Linked DNA regions of Homo sapiens: region 1 is linked to region 2. A link is an interaction called in ENCODE POLR2A ChIA-PET data of the cell type or tissue named here. Cell type or tissue: PC-9. All regions are shown on one strand. Each heading gives the region's core, and the rest is flanking DNA. Links, peaks and the distances in the headings are about the cores only. Region 1 overlaps ATF7-NPFF (ATF7-NPFF readthrough). Region 2 has its middle 7.0 kb from the start of SP7.

Evidence for each region. ChIA-PET counts read pairs that join two places held together with the same protein. Peaks named below come from ENCODE experiments on the same cell type or tissue, not always from the same donor. Only the 100,000 strongest peaks of a DNase experiment are listed, where the experiment ranks them.
Region 1: POLR2A ChIA-PET joins it to region 2 with 10 read pairs; 2 of 35 experiments call an interaction of 5 or more read pairs at or near these places.

The regions. Positions count from the first base shown.
Region 1 is chr12:53,598,657-53,607,330 of GRCh38, reverse strand. It overlaps ATF7-NPFF (ATF7-NPFF readthrough), which reads left to right. Exons shown (of 15, transcript NR_159377.1): 2 at 6,310-6,378. It overlaps ATF7 (activating transcription factor 7), which reads left to right. Exons shown (of 12, transcript NM_006856.3): 2 at 6,310-6,378. The coding sequence starts at 6,331. Among named protein-coding and RNA genes, the nearest start is that of ATF7, 23 kb to the left of the region's middle. RefSeq lists a silencer at 3,239-3,439. In PC-9, for the core only: no CTCF peak of the experiment used is centred there; no DNase peak of the experiment used is centred there; H3K27ac peaks cover 596 bases.
Region 2 is chr12:53,339,048-53,347,721 of GRCh38, reverse strand. It overlaps a transcript of SP7 not described here. Among named protein-coding and RNA genes, the nearest start is that of SP7, 7.0 kb to the right of the region's middle. RefSeq lists silencers at 2,241-2,300, 2,691-2,860. In PC-9, for the core only: a CTCF peak has its summit at 2,323 (motif pointing right); no DNase peak of the experiment used is centred there; H3K4me3 peaks cover 1,090 bases; H3K27me3 peaks cover 2,601 bases.

The sequences.
Region 1 (8,674 bases), core at 198-8,197, 260 kb before region 2:
GTACTATATAAAAGTGCCAGGCCATCAGAGAAATGCAAATCAAAACCACAATGAGGTACCATCTCACACCAGTTAGAATGGCAATCATTAAAAAGTTAGGAAACAACAGGTGCTGGAAAGGATGTGGAGAAATAGGAACACTTTTACACTGTTGGTGGGACTGTAAACTAGTTCAACCATTGTGGAAGTCAGTGTGGCCATTCCTCAGGGATCTAGAACTAGAAATACCATTTGACCCAGCCATCCCATTACTGGATATATACCCAAAGGATTATAAATCATGCTGCTATAAAGACACATGCACACGTATGTTTATAGCGGCACTATTCACAATAGCAAAGACTTGGAACCAACCTAAATGTCCATCAACGATAGACTGGATTAAGAAAATTTGGCACATATACACCATGGAATACTATGCAGCCATAAAAATGATGAGTTCATGTCCTTTGTAGGGACATGGATGAAACTGGAAACCATCATTCTCAGCAAACTATCGCAAAGACAAAAAACCAAACACCGCATGTTCTCACTTATAGGTGGGAATTGAACAATGAGAACACATGGACACAGGAAGGGGAACATCACACACTGGGGACTGTTGTGGGGTGGGGGGAGGGGGGAGGGATAGCATTAGGAGATATACCTAATGTAAATGACAAGTTAATGGGTGCAGCACACCAACATGGCACATGTATACATATGTAACAAACCTGCACGTTGTGCACATGTACCCTAAAACTTAAAGTATAATAATATTAAAATTTAAAAAAAAACGTGCCAGGCCAGGCACAGTGGCTCATGTCTGTAATCCCAGCACTTTGGGAGACCAAGGCGGGTGGATCACCTAAGGTCTGGAGTTGGAGACCAGCCTGACCAACATGGAGAAACCCCATCTCTACTAAAAATACAAAATTAGCCAGGCGTGGTGGCACATGCCTGTAATCTCAGCTACTTGGGAGGCTGAGGTAGGAGAATCGCTTGAATCCGGGAGGCAGAGGTTGTGGTGAGCCGAGATCATGCCATTGCACTCACTCTAACCTGGGCAACAAAAGCGAAACTCCGTCTCAAAAAAAAAAAGTGCCCTTTCTGCTGCATACTCTATTGGCATTCTCTTGTACTTGAATATATATATATATATCTTAATAGCTCAGGTGAGGTTTTGTTTTTAAGGTTTGATTAGGGGTTAACTTGACAAACTACTCCCTTCTTTCCATTTTTAGCAGTGTAACCAAAAACTACAGAGCTTCATGTTATTTGGGTGACAAAAGCATAGACTTGGTTGGCTGTGGTCATATAAAGTGCCTTAGGCATAACATAGTCATAAATATGGATTTAAAATATGTGTAGCCTTAAATACATAAATACCTGCATAGCAAATATTTTGTGGATCCAGCAGCTTTCTGCAGAAACCTGAAGTTAAGTGCAAACTTAATATAGACTTTAAATATTTATTAAATATTAAATCAGTGAATATTTATTGAATATCTACTGTGTTGTGAGAAGAAAGGCTTCCTGAAGTTTTAATCTAGATCTCTATATTCTACCCCATACCTCTTTTGATTACAGATAATGCAGCCATCCCCTTTCTAGTCAGAAAACTGAAATAACCCTCACCCAGTCACTAACACATCACAATTTCATTTTCCTTTAATAGCAGTTATCTGCTGTTAATCTAAAATTATTTAGCTTACTTGCTTATTACTTGTTTCTTCCTTTTAGAATGTAAATAAGCTCTATGAGGGCAGAAATCATATCTGTCTCATTTACTCTTGAATTACTTGGGCCTAGGGCATATGGCACTGTGCTTAGGCACTGAGTAAATTATTTGGTGAATTAATGAATTTTAAAACTCACTAAATGTGTATAATCCAAAAAGCAAATTACGGTTATTAATTTCAAACTTCTTCCTTCTTAAATCTTTTTTTTTTTTTTTTTTTTGAGACAGAATTTCACTCTTGTTGCCCAGGCTGGAGTGCAATGGCGCAATCTCAGCTCACTGCAAACTCTGCCTCCTGGGTTCAAGCAATTCTCCTGCCTCAGCCTCCCAAGTAGCTGGGATTACAGGCATGCGCCACCATGCCTGGCTAATGTTTGTATTTTTAGTAGAGACAGGGTTTCACCATGTTGGTCAGGCTGGTCTCAAACTCCTGACCTCGGGTGATCTGCCTGCCTCCGCCTCCCAAAGTGCTGGGATTACAGGCATGAACCACCGTGCCTGGCTCCTTATTAAATCTTTTACTAAGACTGTTAACTCCTCTTTTTTATAATCTGGAGTTGCTAGCAAAATAATTTGATAAATGACCATATACATAGCGTCTAAATGATATGTATACTGATCAACCTCTGACTAATTGAACTTGTAAATTAAGCCATCATTCTTAATGATGATGATTTCTTTCATGACAGATGAGTAAAATATTATTTTTGTGTAAAGGCCTATTGTCTTTTTGTTTTTATATCCACTTTGCCTAGCACTTGGTAGTTCCTTATTAGTGGTTTCTGAATGAATTAATGAATGAATGAATGATAGCTAATCTTAACATCTTCTAGATTTTTATGACTCTTTGATACTTACAGTGCATTATCCTTCTAATTTTTTTGTACCTAGCAGTATCTGCTTTTTGTCATTAGGAACCTGATAACAGGCCCCTGGATGTGTTTGTATGTGGCTTTTATTCCTTGCTTAGAGTTGGGCCATCTTATTAACATCAGTTGGTTACTAGAGAAAAGATCACATCACACCATATCTGCATTCTTTTTTCTTATTAAATTATATTGTAATGGTAATATCACACGAGGTTTAGAGAATTTACTTTGTAGTCCTCAGTGACAGACTCCATGCTTAGTCTATTAAAATATATAGATATAGACATATATCTAGATATACATAAATAATCTGTTTTCTTACACAGTGACCATTTTAGGATCTACCTCTGAGATTTTATGAAATTATCTCAGTTATTAAAAATCATTCTCTAAATCTTGGGTTTTCTTCAGTTCTCTCCCAGCATTTACGTAACTTTCTCTTTTGAGTAAGTATTAAGTTTTTTTAATCATTTAAAAAATTCTGGTGACTGAGTACCTGAGCCTTTTCTGCAGATGTTGGCCTCTAGGACAGCTTTTTTATGCATCTTTGTCTTCCCTGTTCTAAGATGTTTGCTGAAAGCATCCCACTTCTCCTTGTCAGTGCTTCTTAATGTGTGTATCCCTCTTCTGTCATTTATTGTTTAGTTCTATAAAATGCTTATGTTTCATCCTGAAGAATAGGTTGGGAAGGAGATGACACACTGAGTGCCATGCCCAGACACATGATCTGCTTGTCAAGCAGTATGGTTATAAATGAGCTGTGAGTTAAATTCTAGTGAGTGGCAGCATTGTTTTTCAAGATTTCCCTTTATGTCTCAGTCTGTTTACACTACAGAAATGTGTTGCTTTTTGTTTTTGAGATGGCATCAGTGAGACCTCACTGATAATTAAAGATTTGTTTTAAGTGTTAGATAGAAATCAGCAAAATGACATTCTTTATATGTAGCAATTGATGCAGCAGACCAGGAGTGAAGGAGAAATTTTTTTAAAAAAGGTGTTAGCTGTGTTTTTTTTTTTAATGGGGAGACAGATCATTCTTATTTTTGTTAAATACTTAAATTTTAAAAATCACTTTAGAGTGAAAAAAATTTTAAACAAGAATAATGGAAACGACAAGAGGCAAGAGATTGAGGGAAAGATTTAAGAATAATTGTGGGTGTTTAAGAAGAGAGGCTTCTTCCTCTCATTGTGATCTCCCTTTGGTGAAAATGGTAAAACAAAGGCCAGCAAATTTAGAAGGAAGCAGGAAATCCTAGTTAGTGGCTGTCAGTTGAATATTTAAGAGCAATGAAAATACTTACTTCTGTTAGATTTTAATGCTTTTTCCCCCCAAATTTTTTTGTTTTTGTTTTTTTTTCTTTCAGAAAGTCATGATTTTTCATCTCTATTTTCTAGTAAGTGTGCCACTAAATAAAATTTGGAAGCCATATAGTGTGATGTGATTGTGCAAAGGCAAGTTACATTTTGAATTTTGTGGTTTGAGGGAAGCCATTCCAGAATTTATTTCACCACTTCCTATGCCAATACTGTCCCACTTCTCAGCAAGAACTCTTTCCCTCCTCTAAATAGGTAGAAAAATGAGAAAATTTAGCATCAAATAACAGAATCAAGATAAAAGTAAGGAATCCTGCCTGATCCTTGTGTTGTGTCTACTCTAGCCCTTGTAGTTTACTTCCTGGTTGAAAATATATTAGAGGACCTCGTTGAAATAAAATTCTCATTTTGTGATTATATTAGGAAAGCAGATTCTGGGACATGTAGTGAAATTTTCTCTAGCACAGGAGTTAGGAATTTTTGCAGAGATGAATTGCTTTCCAGACATGCTCTAAGTTTTCAGCCTTAATGGTCCTGGTCATTGCATTTATTTACTTTTGTTTACTTGTATTTATTTTTTGTAGCATGTTGTAGTTCCCGAAAGTGCTAAAAAAATCATGTATTTAAAACAAACCAACCAACCAGAAAACCCCCCTCATCCTGGGGCTGTGTGAAGAAGAATGAAGCTCTCATTTCCCAGTACCCAATCATCAGCTTGAGCTGGCCTCTCCTAGGAACAGAATTTATTGAAGCAATTTATCCTGGCTAAATGTGATATAAATCCATGTACATGTATGTACGTATAGGCTCTGTTCCATTACAGTAGTGCTGTAGCATCATTTTCCTTCCTAGTTAGACCATGTTTCTATCACACTGAAAGATGACCAAGAAACCCCTTCTATTTTATGGGGCACCCCACAATTTTAAACACCGATTAGTTGTGGAATTACTGATTAGACAACGAGAAATACTGGTTTCTAACCCCACAGTGAGTCCTAAGAGAGTAGGAGAGATGTTACCTAGCTACCCTCTGAGTTTTAAGCATGGTTTTCCGATTACCAGATTCAGTCTAGCACGTTAACATTTTATTTCAACGCGAGCCTGACAGATTGTCCTGACATTTCAGTTTATTTCCAAGATAAAAATTTGAAATTTGGTTACAGTTCTGAAGTCACTTGCAGGCATATTCAAATTGTAGTTCCTCTCTCATCTTCCCTCGTTCGTATTCTTTTGTATACCTTTCTCTTTCATGGAAGGATGTTTGAAAATATCCTTTAGGAGTTTATAAGACTATTTTACCCCCCACTCCATTTTTCTCTTCCACCTTCCAAAATACAGTTTATCTTTTAGGAATTGTTTTTTACTATGATTTGCATTTCTAATCTTTATCCATCTCCACTTCTATTTTTATTCCTAGTTGGAATATGAGAAATTTCTCCCACACATTCAGATTGGAATTATTGTTCTTCAACAAAGAATTTCAATAAACACTTTGAGAGTTTAGCTTCAATAATTTATAAAACGGTATAAACCCTGTTAAAGTCTTCAGAGAAATAGAAGGGATAGATGGTGATGCCTTTTAGTGCCATTTCTTTCATCCCCTGCAGCAGCACACATCTGTTGGCTGCAACAGAGCAGCCCAAGAACACTGGCCGAAAGCAGCACAAACAGCCGGAACATGTTCACCCAGTAAACCCCCAAAGAGTCGACATTTGTTTTATTGCTGCTTTTAAAAACCTAGCCGTAAATAGAATCAGAAGGGGGAAGGGCATCGATACTTCTCCATTTGCCACAGACGATTGGTGGGGGGAGGAGGAGGCTCCCGGTTTTTATTTTTATTTTTTTATTAATGAAAGCCATTTCCCATGTAGCCCAATAGGATGGGTGCTTTGTTTTCTTTGGCAATAATATGGGATAAACAGCCCTTGCCAACAGTCTCGTAGTTTATACACCAGGGAGCCAGATTATGGCCCTGTAAAATGGAGCACCCCTCCTATAATCCCTTAATTAATTAAATGACAAATTTTGGTCTTCTCTCGTTCAGAAATATGGCTTCCGCATCGAGCGTTCAGTGAATTTATTGACATAAGGAACTGCACTAGTTGTAATTCAACAGACTGGAGAAGTGTGTTATATACTGTAGTAGAAAGAGGGAAAATCTAGCAAAGGTTTGAAATTCCTTGACTATTTAGATCTCATTCTTTCTAATTAAAAGTTTCAGTTGAGACACAGTAGATCATATGCCACCTGTCTAATGGGTCTCCCCAAAGTAGCCTGTGTTTACAACTTTGATAGATGGCATTCGTGGAACACCTGTTTCTAGGGTTGATATTTTTGAAGCACTTTTTTTTTTTTTTTGCTCCAGCATATTTAACATAACTTTTTCCCTCACCTCCCCCTCCTCAGCTCCTCTCTGCTATATGAAATATGGGAGACGACAGACCGTTTGTGTGCAATGCCCCGGGCTGTGGACAGGTACGTTTACAATATACTTTATTGTGAATGTCTCGTTGTGAATCAAAGTGGCTGTTTTATCACTAAGGCAAAGAGTTTAAAGCCAGTATTTTACGTGATCACTGGAGGTAATCAGATCAGAGGATTTGCAGTGTGTAAATCCAAGTTATGAGGAAGTGTAGGCACTCTACCGTAATGAAATCTGCCTTGCTGTCTTCCATATTGTTATTCTACTGGTGTTTGTTTCCCACCACACAGTATGGAAAAATACATGTTGCTGTCTCCTCCTTTCTAAAGCTGTCCATCTAAATACAAAGCAAGTTTAGAAATGTTTTCTCTTCATGCCGGGCGCGGTGGCTCACGCCTGTGATCCCAGCACTTTGGGAGGCCGAGATGGGCAGATCACCTGAGGTCAGGAGTTGGAGACCAGCCTGGCCAAAACCCCATCTCTACTAAAAATACAAAATTAGCTGGGTGTGGTGGCACATGCCTGTAATCCCAGCTACTCAGGAGGCTGAGGCAGGAGAATGGCTTGAGCCCAAGAGGTGGAGGTTCCAGTGAGCCGAAATTGTGCGACTGCACTCCAGCCTGGGTGACAAGAGCGAAACTCCGTCTCAAAAAAAAAAAAAGAAAGAAAGAAATGTTTTCTCTTCAACCTGCATGGATATAAAAGTCTGCTTAACATATTTGGAGAGGCAGCTGATAATGTACCCACTCATTGTGAACCTCAATTTGCCAGAATCTATTTGGATTTTTTAAATAAGGAAAAAAAAATTTCTTTTGACTGTTGATCCAGAAAATCATTGTTAGCAGCTACAGCAGATACCTATCTAGGAAAGACGAATCCAATAGAGAACTTGAGATCTCACAGCATTATATAAACATTTTCTCTGTCTAATGCCATAAATGCATTGTTCTGTATGTCAGCTGTCACGTAATTATATTCATATGTGTATATTGTATGTCATTTTTCATCATATGCTTTTTTAATAAAGTAATTTTGTTGAAATCGCCTTTTTTTTTCATTTTGCATCTTCTTAACTCTTCTTCCTAGACCTTCCTCTATTGCCATGTTCCACAAAGGATGAAGAAAGGAATACGAAGGAAGTTTTATTTGCCTTCATTAATTTGTTTTATAGAACTCAAAGGGTTGAGTTTCTGTTCACTTAGGAATATGTCATGTGACTGTCCACTGACACTTACTGGTGGTGTGTGAGATTACACACTAGTTATATTAAACATTGTAAATATCTGGACAAAAAGAAGAGTTAAATTTCAGAGATTCCTATGAATTTGAGAGGTAGATAAAATGGGGGTGGTGACAAGGAATGAACAGAAGGAAGATTCCAAATTCCAGTAAATGCTAAAATTTTGACAAAAGACCAAAAAAGGCATCATATTCTGCAGTATTTGCCATCCTAGGGTGTATTTCCTTTCATGTCAAAGTTTTCAACTTTATTATTTACTACATGTTTCCCCATGTGATTTCATATATATATATAGAATATATATATATCTCCATTTATATATGGATGTATATAAATATTTGCAGTAAAAGCCAGTTGGGAAAATAGAATACATTTGTTTCACTTTTCAGACAGCTTTATTGAAATACATTTCTAAAAATGATCTCTCCTAGCCTGGTATGGCTCATGCCTGTAATCCCAGCACTTTCAGAGTCCAAGGCAGGGTGATTGCTTGAGCTCAGGAGTTTGAGACCAGCCTGGACAATATAGTGAGACCCTGTCTTTACAAAAAAAAAAAATTTAAAAATTAGCCAGGCATGGTGGCACACGCCTGTAGTCCCAGCTACTTGGGAGGCTGATGCAGGAGGATCACTTGAGAGTCCAGGAGTTCAAGGCTACAGTGGGCCATGATCATGCCACTGCACTCTAGCCTGGGCAACAGAGCGAGACACTGTCTCAAAATAAATAAATTTAAAAATGATCTCTCCAAATTTTTACATGGAATTAGATAATACTATTTACTATGATGCTTATGACCGATACCTTGTACCTTTTTCACTTCTTGCTTTTAGTTGAAAAATAGGCATTTTTGGTGAAAAGATTTATTTTTCTAATACTTACCATTATTTTTCTTCACTTATTGTTTAAACTACTCCTGAACTCCTCATATATGTTATATGCTTAAAACAACCCAGACAAGGACTTTGCAAAGAAGTAAAAATAGAAGATAAAAATAAGGAATATATGAGAAAAGCATCTCTTAAGCTCTCTGAGGAAGAAAGATATAAATAACACCTTTTCAGGCTGTCTTATCAGAAAAGAGTAGTATCCACTGAAATTTGTGAAATGTC
Region 2 (8,674 bases), core at 204-8,203:
GTAAAAATTAGGGTCTTCAGGCCGGTCGTGGTGGCTCAGACCTGTAATCCCAGCACTTGGGAGGCCCAGGCGGGCAGATCACAAGGTCAGGAGATGGAGACCATCCTGGTTAACATGGTGAAACCCCGTCTCTGGTAAAAATACAAAAAAAAAAATTAGCCAGGAGTGGTGGTGGGCGCCTGTAGTCCCAGCTACTCGGGAGGCTGAGGCAGGAGAATGGCATGAACCTGGGAGGTGGAGCTTGCAGTGAGCCGAGATCGTGCCACTGCACTCCAGCCTGGGTGACAGAGCGAGACTCCGTCTCAAAAAATAAATAAATAATAAAAATAATAATACAAATACAAAAAATTAGCCGGGCCTGCTGGCGGGCGCCTGTAGTCCCAGCTACTCGGGAGGCTGAGGCAGGAGAATGGTGTGAACCCGGGAGGCGGATCTTGCAGTGAGCCAAGATCGTGCCACTGCACTCCAGCCTGGGCGACAGAGCGAGACTCCGTCTAAAAAAAAAAAAAATTAGGGTCTTCAGGGCCAGGCGTGGTGGCTCACACCTGTAATCCCAGCACTTTGGGAGGCCAAGGTGGGTGGATAACCTGAGGTCAGGAGTTCGACACCAGCCTGGCCAACATAGTGAAACCCCATCTCTACTAAAAATACAAAAATTAGCCAGGAGTGGTGGCGCACGCCTGTAGTCCCACCTACTCGGGAGGCTGAGGTAGGAGGATCGCTTGAACCCAGGAGGCAGAGGTTGCAGTGAGCTGAGATCATGCCACTGCACTCCAGCCTGGGTGACAGAGCAAGACTCCGTCTAAAAAAAAAAAAAAGTAGGGTGTTGTACTGGAAATGTGATGGGCAGAAGATAATATGGTTGAAGAATGGGCTAAGCTGGGGGCATAATCCCTACCCTCTTCTTCTCAATCACCAAGACTGAGATAGAAGAGATCAGGAGGAGCAGTGCTGGGGCAGTATGTCACCAGTAAGGCCACAAAATCCCCAGGGTTACTCTCTGTCTCCAGGAGTTACTCTGGTGTTCTCCTTCCTCCTCTAGGCTCCCAGAGCTCCCTGCAGCTGCACACATTCTTCCCCTTTCTTTGTCCCTTGGCTGCCATGAGCGAGCCCACTAGACATCATATGCATCTTCTCCAAGAATCTGGAAGCAACTAGAAAGTGCTCTGAAGGTAGCACTTGAGAAGAAGCTCCCACAGCCTTCCTCTACCCCAGTTCCCAGGATCCTGGAGAGATGATGGGTTAGGCAGGCCTGAGTGCCATCTAGAATTGGAATGGGATGGTTGGTGGGTGTTGTCTGGCAGGGCACATTAGATGTCTCTGTCTGTCTCCTCTGTTAATTGAGGTCCTTCTGCTATCCTGTGCCAATGTTCTTGGATTCCTAAGGTCTCCTTATCTGGCAAGAAAGGCCTTAGGGTCCTTTAGAGGGCCAGGTAGAGAGAGAGGGTGATCATCTACGGGTGTGTTAACTTCTTCTAAGACCTGGCCTCTGTGGTTCATGTGTCCCCATGAATGCCCATGGTGTGACTATGACATGTGGTGTGTGCCTGTGTCAGCCTCTGTGTGTCAGGGCAGGGGCTCCTGTGGTGTGCCTATGTGTTGGGAGGGGGTGATGGTGAGAGCCTGGCTCCCTCTCCTCCTCCCCCATCCCTTCTCCCATCTGGCCTTGATCAGCCGGTCCCTAGGGAGGGAGCCGCGGTTTCGGATACAGGAAAATGTTCCAGGAAGCGGCCACTGTGCTGGGCCCTGCTCTGGCTCCCCCAGCGGAAATTGTTCCAGGAGGGAGGGAGGAAGGGAGTGTTGAGATAGGATTAAGGGAGGAGTGGGTTGGTTCTTGGCTCCCCTTTCCACAGGATAAAGCTGGATAAGTTGATGGGAAGCTCAGGTCAGCCAGGAACCTGGATGCTGCCACTGAAATCACTGAATGCAGGAAAATGGGCCAGCAAAAGAGGGTCCCCTTGCCTATCTGCTTCTCTTTTTAATGAAGTTTCAGTATTGGGACGAGGGTGGCCCCTGAGGGTCCCTCTTCTGGCCCTGCTATCATGTACACAAGCTGGAGACCAGAGCACCTGGGTCTTGTCTGAAAGTGGTGTGGCTTGGTGGGGAGGTAGGGGGCATACGATTCAGCTCCCTTTTCTCCCAACTGAGGGGGCTTTGAAGCTTGGATCCAGGACTGGGAGGGCTGCCTAATTGGGATAATGGAGGTTAATGGGGCGCCTGGAGGGGGTTGCCACGCTCCTAGATCAAAGGGGCCAGCTCTTCCCAGCCACCACAGCTGGAGGTCACAGCTGGAGGGGGAGGGGGAGGGGCTTCGGGCCAGCCAGCAGGGGGTGCTCCGGCCCTGGAAAGCCCGTCCTCTGAGTCTCTGATTCTCTTCTTCGCTTGGAACGGCTTTTGCTTAGAGAGTGCATTGGGGAGCGGAGGATAAGAGAATGGGGGAGCTCTGAGATCCCTACTCCTCTCTGTGTGGGGTGATGGGGAAGAGAAAGGGCATGAGAGACTGGCAGGCTGGGGGCCAACGGGATGTTGGCACCGTCGGGACCTCGGGCACTGCAAGATCCGGAGGAAGAAGCTTGGATGCAGCCTCGAGAAAGCTACGGCGGAAGAGGCAGGACTCCGGTCCTGGGTTCGGGCGGCTGAGAAAGGACTGGGCCGGGCAGCGGGGGGCGCTGGCTGGGCGGAGGCGAAGGGGCATCCGGAGTTCCCCCGCCGCCGCCCCCTCCCCCGGGCTGGCGCTCCCTCTCGGGCTCTAATCGGCGCGGCGGCCGCAGCGGGCAGAGTCAGCGCCGCCAGTCTCCGGGACGCGACTCCCAGCAATTGTGGTCGGGACCGCAGATATGCAGCTGCCTCCTGCCCGGGCGCCTGGCCCGGCCGGCCCCGCCCGCGCCCCGCCCCCTGCCGCCCGCCCCTCGGCCGCGCCGGGACACTGAGGCACGGGATGGAGGCGAGATCCCCGGCGGCCCTGAGCCTGGCCTAGGCCGCAAGAGACCTCCCAGCAGCCCCGGAGCTCACGACCTGTCCTGTCCTTCTGAGGGTGCCTATCTCCCCCACAGCTGTGGCTGGGGGCTAAGACCCCCCAAATCCTGCCTCAGCTTCAACCGTCCTTCTTGCCTCACACGTCCACGCGAGGTGGGGGTGGATGGGGGCATTGAACAGCGCTTTGAAATCCAGAGGGGGGCGTCCCATTGAGGCTATGTGGGGAGGAGGTGTTAATGTTGGTAGCTGAGTCCCAAGGACCTTCATTAACTGAGGCGGTGGAAAGTGGGCCTAGGTAGGCTTATAACTTACAGCGGGTTCCTATGTAGGGGAGGTGATGGAAGGTGGGGAGAGGGAGAAATGGGTGAAAAGGGGGAAAGGAAATAGTTCAGGAGGGATTGGGGCAGAGGGCAGAGGCGGGGGTTCTTCTGGGAGACTGAGGGCCAGGTCCTCAGATACTGCCCTGGCCCTTCACTGTTGGCCGGATCCAGCAACTGTCAAGAGCCATTCTCAGAACTGAATAGATACCTCTAAAATGCCTGCATATCCTGTGTGCAAGTGCACACATCAACACACAGATCAAGGGAAGTCATGTGTGACTACTCACCCCTCACATCTGATTGGACACCAAATCCTCTCCACCTCACATCCTCAATATCACCCCTTCATTGACTTATTTTTTTATTTTTTTTTTTCTTGAGACAGAGTCTGGCTCTGTCGCCCAGGCTGCAGAGCAGTGGCACAATCTCAGCTCACTGCAACCTCCGCCTCCCAGGCTCAAGAGATTCTCATGTCTCAGCCTCCCAAGTAGCTGGGATTACAGGCATGTGCCAAAAATTGGCACAGCCAATTTTTGTATTTTTAGTAGAGAAGGGGTTTCACCATGTTGGCCAGGCTGGTCTCAAACTCCTGGGCTCAAGTGATCTGCCCGCCTTGGCCTTTCAAAGTGCTGGTATGTGCCACCGTGCTGGCCCCCTCCACTGACTTCTGCTCATCCTCTCTGCTACTGCAGGCCACACCTTCCCACATCTTGCTTGGACTGCTGCAACAGATTGTTTCCTTGCCTCCGATTTTGCCCTTCTCCCAACTGTGACAATACTGCTAGGCACCATTTATGGAGCAACTACTAAGTGCCAGACACTGTGCTAAGAACTCAACACTTTTTATTGCTAATCCTTGTAACAACCCTGGGAGGTTACCATATTAAGTTGCCCCTTTCAACAGGAGAGGAATCTTAGGCCTCAAAGGTTAAATAGCTCACCCAAGCTTGCACCATTGTAAATGCCTGATTTACCCAGAACCGCCTGGCTCTAAGCCCTTATTTCATTCTCCTCTCTGAAGTCAGTCATTTCTCTAATATACGAGTATTCTCATATATTGCCTTTGGATCAAGTCTAGGCCCCTTGCATAGCTGATTAGAACTTCTCCATCAGCCTCCACTCTGTGTTGCACTCACACTCAATTTTCAGCATCTCAAAAGTTGTTAATCCCTCATACCTCTGAGCCTTTGCATATACTCTTCCCCCTTCCTACAACACTCTTCCTTTTTTTTTTCTTTTAGACAAGGTCTCATTCTGTCACCCAGACTATGTTTTTTTTTTTTTGTATTTTTTGTAGAGATGGGGTTTCGTCATGTTGCCCAGGCTGGTCTCAAACTCCTAGACTCAAGTGATCCACCCACCTCAGCCTCCCAAAGTGCTGGGATTACAGGCATGAGCCACTGCACTGGCACCACTCTTCCTTTTTTTACTTGATAACTCTTATTTGTCCTTCAGTTTCTTTACTTAGTCATGCTGTCTTCCAGGAAGCCTTCCTTAATTCCCCCCCAACACTGGCTTAGATTTACTCTTTTGTCTCCTATAACATCCAGTACTTATTTTTTATTTTATTTTATTTTTATTATTTATTATTTATTTATTTATTTATTTTTTGAGACGGAGTCTCTCTGTGTCACCTAGGCTGGGATGCAGTGGCACAATCTTGGCTCACTGCAACCCCCGCCTCCCAGGTTCAAGCAATTCTCTGCCTCAGCCTCCCAAGTAGCTGGGATTACAGGCATCTGCCACCACATCTGGCTAATTTTTTTGTATTTTTAGTAGAGATGGGGTTTCACCATCTTGGCCAGGCTAGTCTCGAACTCCTGACCTTATGATCTACCCACCTTGGCCTCCTACAGTGTTGGAATTACAGGCGTGAGCCACCACGCCTGGCCCTCCAGTACTTATTCTATCGAGATACTTCCTACTCTTTTGTATTAGTTGCTGGTTAGTTTGTGAGGTGAAGGGATGAGTCTGTCTTGCTTGTTATTGCATGCCTAAGTCTAGCCCAGTGTGCTTAGCACAAAGTAGGTGCTTTCTGAACATTTGTTGAATGAAAGAATGTTCTTTAAGTTCATTCCACATTTCAAAAATCTGGGCTCCGAGGAAGAATGCAGCAGGCCAGAGAAAGCGGGGAGACGTGTGTATTTAGGAATTTTTTTTTTTTTAAATGGAGTCTCGCTTGTCTTCCAGGCTGGAGTGCAGTGGCACAATCTCGGCTCACTGCAATCTCTGCCTTCTGGGTTCAAGTGATTCTCCTACCTCAGCCTCCAGAGTAGCTGGGATTACAGGCACGCGCCACCACACCCAGCTAATTTTTGTATTTTTAGTAGAGACAGGGTTTGTTTGTTTGTTTTTTGTTTTTTTTTTTGAGACGGAGTCTCGCTCTGTCGCCCAGGCTGGGGTGCAGTGGCGCGATCTCGGCTCACTGCAAGCTCCACCTCCCGGTCACGCCATTCTTCTGCCTCAGCCTACCAAGTAGCTGGGACTACAGGCGCCCGCCACCACGCCCGGCTAATTTTTTGTATTTTTAGTAGAGACAGGGTTTCACCATGTTAGCCAGGATGGTCTCGATCTCCTGACCTCGTGATCCGCCCTCCTCAGCCTCTCAAAGTGCTGGGATTACAGGCATGAGCCACCTCGGCCAGCCTGAGACAGGGTTTTGCCATGTTGGCCACGCTAGTCTCAAACTTCTGACCTCAGGTGATCCACCCACCTCGGCCTCCCAAAGTGCTGGGATTACAGGTGTGAGCCACCTCACCAGGCCTGTATTTAGGATTTTGAAGGACCATTCCCTTGAGTTGCTCAGCCTCACTCCTAGGGATGATGTGATCAGAACTCCATCACCCCAACTTCTTCTTATGAAAGACACTAGTATATTTCATGGATCAGATTCTAGGGTATCGTTTTTACAAAGGGTCATTTTCTAGAGATGACCAGGTTCTTACTTAATTCAATGTTGTCCCATTTTAGACACGGGCATCCAGGACAGGTCCCCTTGTTTCAGAATCAGACCCCAGTCTTCCTCTTCCTTTCATTTTTCACTTTGTCCCCTGCCATCCAGATTCCTTCCTGCTCCTTCCATGGCACTTCTGTTTCTGATTCTGATCTGCCTCTCCTAAAGCTGCTGAATTATATCAGGGCTCAATGTCAATGAAGGAACCCAAGGCTCAGGGAAGAGGGGAGCCAGAGTCAGTCCCAGAGGTCCTGCCTTGCAGCCCTGGTGCTGGAAGAGGGGATGGGGAGACCTAGCAGAGAGGGAGGGAAGTTGTAGTCTGTCTGTACCTGTAAATTTGTGTACATATTTGTTGGGGTGAGGAACTCCTTTTCCAAGCTGTCCTATACAAAGGTTGCCAGCCTCTTAAAAGCTTCCTTTCTACCCTGTGTCCTCAGCTTTGCCTCCTAAAATTGGATCCTCTTCCCCAAGTACCCTGAGCCTAGTGTCAGAAATGCTGGGTCAAGGCACTCGGCAGTCTCTAAATCCTGAGGCCATGAATGGATGTTCCTTCAACCCAAGGAGCAAGCTTTCCTGGTCATCAGCCCCATTGCTCTTAGAGGACCCAACAGACTAGTAGCTGATCCTCAGGGTCTCTCATCTGTATGCCCACCATTTGTTGTTTCCTCTTTGTCTCTCCTGTGTCTTTCTGTTTCCCTGTCTCTGCGTGCCTTCTTCTTTCCTGTCCCCTCTATGTTCTCTGTCGCTGGAGTATCCACTGGAGACAAGGGCTGGGCTGGGTGCATGGGCGGGTAGTGGCCAGACCAGGGGCCCGGGACATGAGCGCAACTTTCCAAGCTTCTCTTCCAGGCCCCTGTGGTTGGGGAGCTCCACAGAGGGAGAGATGAGTCAGCGGGGCCGCAGAGCAGCGGGGGCCTGGGTGGGGGTAGGGATGCTGGGGTTCCCCAGGACCAGGGAGTTCGCTGGGGCCATCTGGGTCTCTGAACTCTGGTGTGTGTGTGGAGTATTGGATCAAAAGTACCTAAAGGTACACTGGAACTTCTTATACTAGTAGGAGTTGGAGGCAGCAATTTGCAGGACTGGCAGTGGCCTCCATATCACCCTTATCTCCAGATCCTTATAGGGAGAGGGGTTCCCAAATGCCCTTTAGGAGACCACAGAGATCTCCAGGGCTGTAAAGTTGTAATGGTAGCCCTGGGTATATGTATGTGACATTTGCCACATGTGTAGATACGTGTGTTGATGGGAGTCTGTGAGTCCATGTGGGGAGTATTCTAGGTGGCTGTGAGTCTGTATGCATGTATATATATACTGGTGTGTGCATTTTTATGATTGGGGGTTAGGGTGTCTTGGGGTAAGCATTATCTGTATATGTATATATCAGTGTGTGTCAATATGGATGCCTGCATAGTACAAATGTGTATGAATTATGTGTCACCTTGTGTGTGTGCAAGTATGCAGATCTGAATGTGTCTGTCATCAGGTATGTATTAGGGCATGTGTCAGTCTCTATTTCAGGGGCTCTGCTCACTATTCTCTGGTGATTCTCCCTAGGGTAGTCAAACCTTCTATAACAGCAACAATGAAGAGTTGGGAGTCCCTTTGGATGAGGCTCTTAGAGACAGCCCAGCCTAGAAAGGTGGTAGAGGGTGATGGTGTGGACGATGGAAGTAGCATCCCTTGGGAATAGGGGGTACAGGTCTCCCACTCTCCCCAGTTTTTTTTTTCTTTCTTTTTTTTTTTTTTTGAGATGGAGTTTTGTTCTTGTTGCCCAGGCTGGAGTGCAATGGCATGATCTCAGCTCACTGCAATCTCCACCTCCTGGGTTCAAGTGATTCTACTGCCTCAGCCTCCCAAGTAGCTGGGATTACAGGCACCCGTCACCACGCTCAGCTGATTTTTGTATTTTTAGTAGAGACGGGGTTTCACCATGTTGGCCAGGCTGTCTCAAACTCCTGACCTCAGGTGATCCACCCACCTTGGCCTCCCAAAGCGCTGGGATTACCGGCGTGAGCCACTGCACCCGGCCCCACTCTCCCCAGTTTTCATTCTGTTTTCACCCCACTGATCTTTCCAAAAAGATCCAAAATCATTTGGAGAACTGAGGCAGGTGCCAGATTCAACCCCCTCTAACCTACAAAGCCCACCCTGATTCTCCTAGGGGAGGGTGGGAAGGGAATGGTTCCTGTGGTTCAGCCCAGTCCTGGCATTGGGATATCAGAAAGGCATCATCCCACCCCTTCCGTCTGGGGCATCCATCCCTTGGAGCTCAGCGTCTGGGTGGCCATGGGCGGAGGCTGAGGGGCCCCCAGGGTGGTGGGGGGTGGTGGATAGAAACCAGATGCCTAGGGGGTTTATACTGGAAGGACCAGAGCCGCAGCCTCTACCCGCCCCTGCCACATGGCGCCTCTCCCTGGTCTGCCCC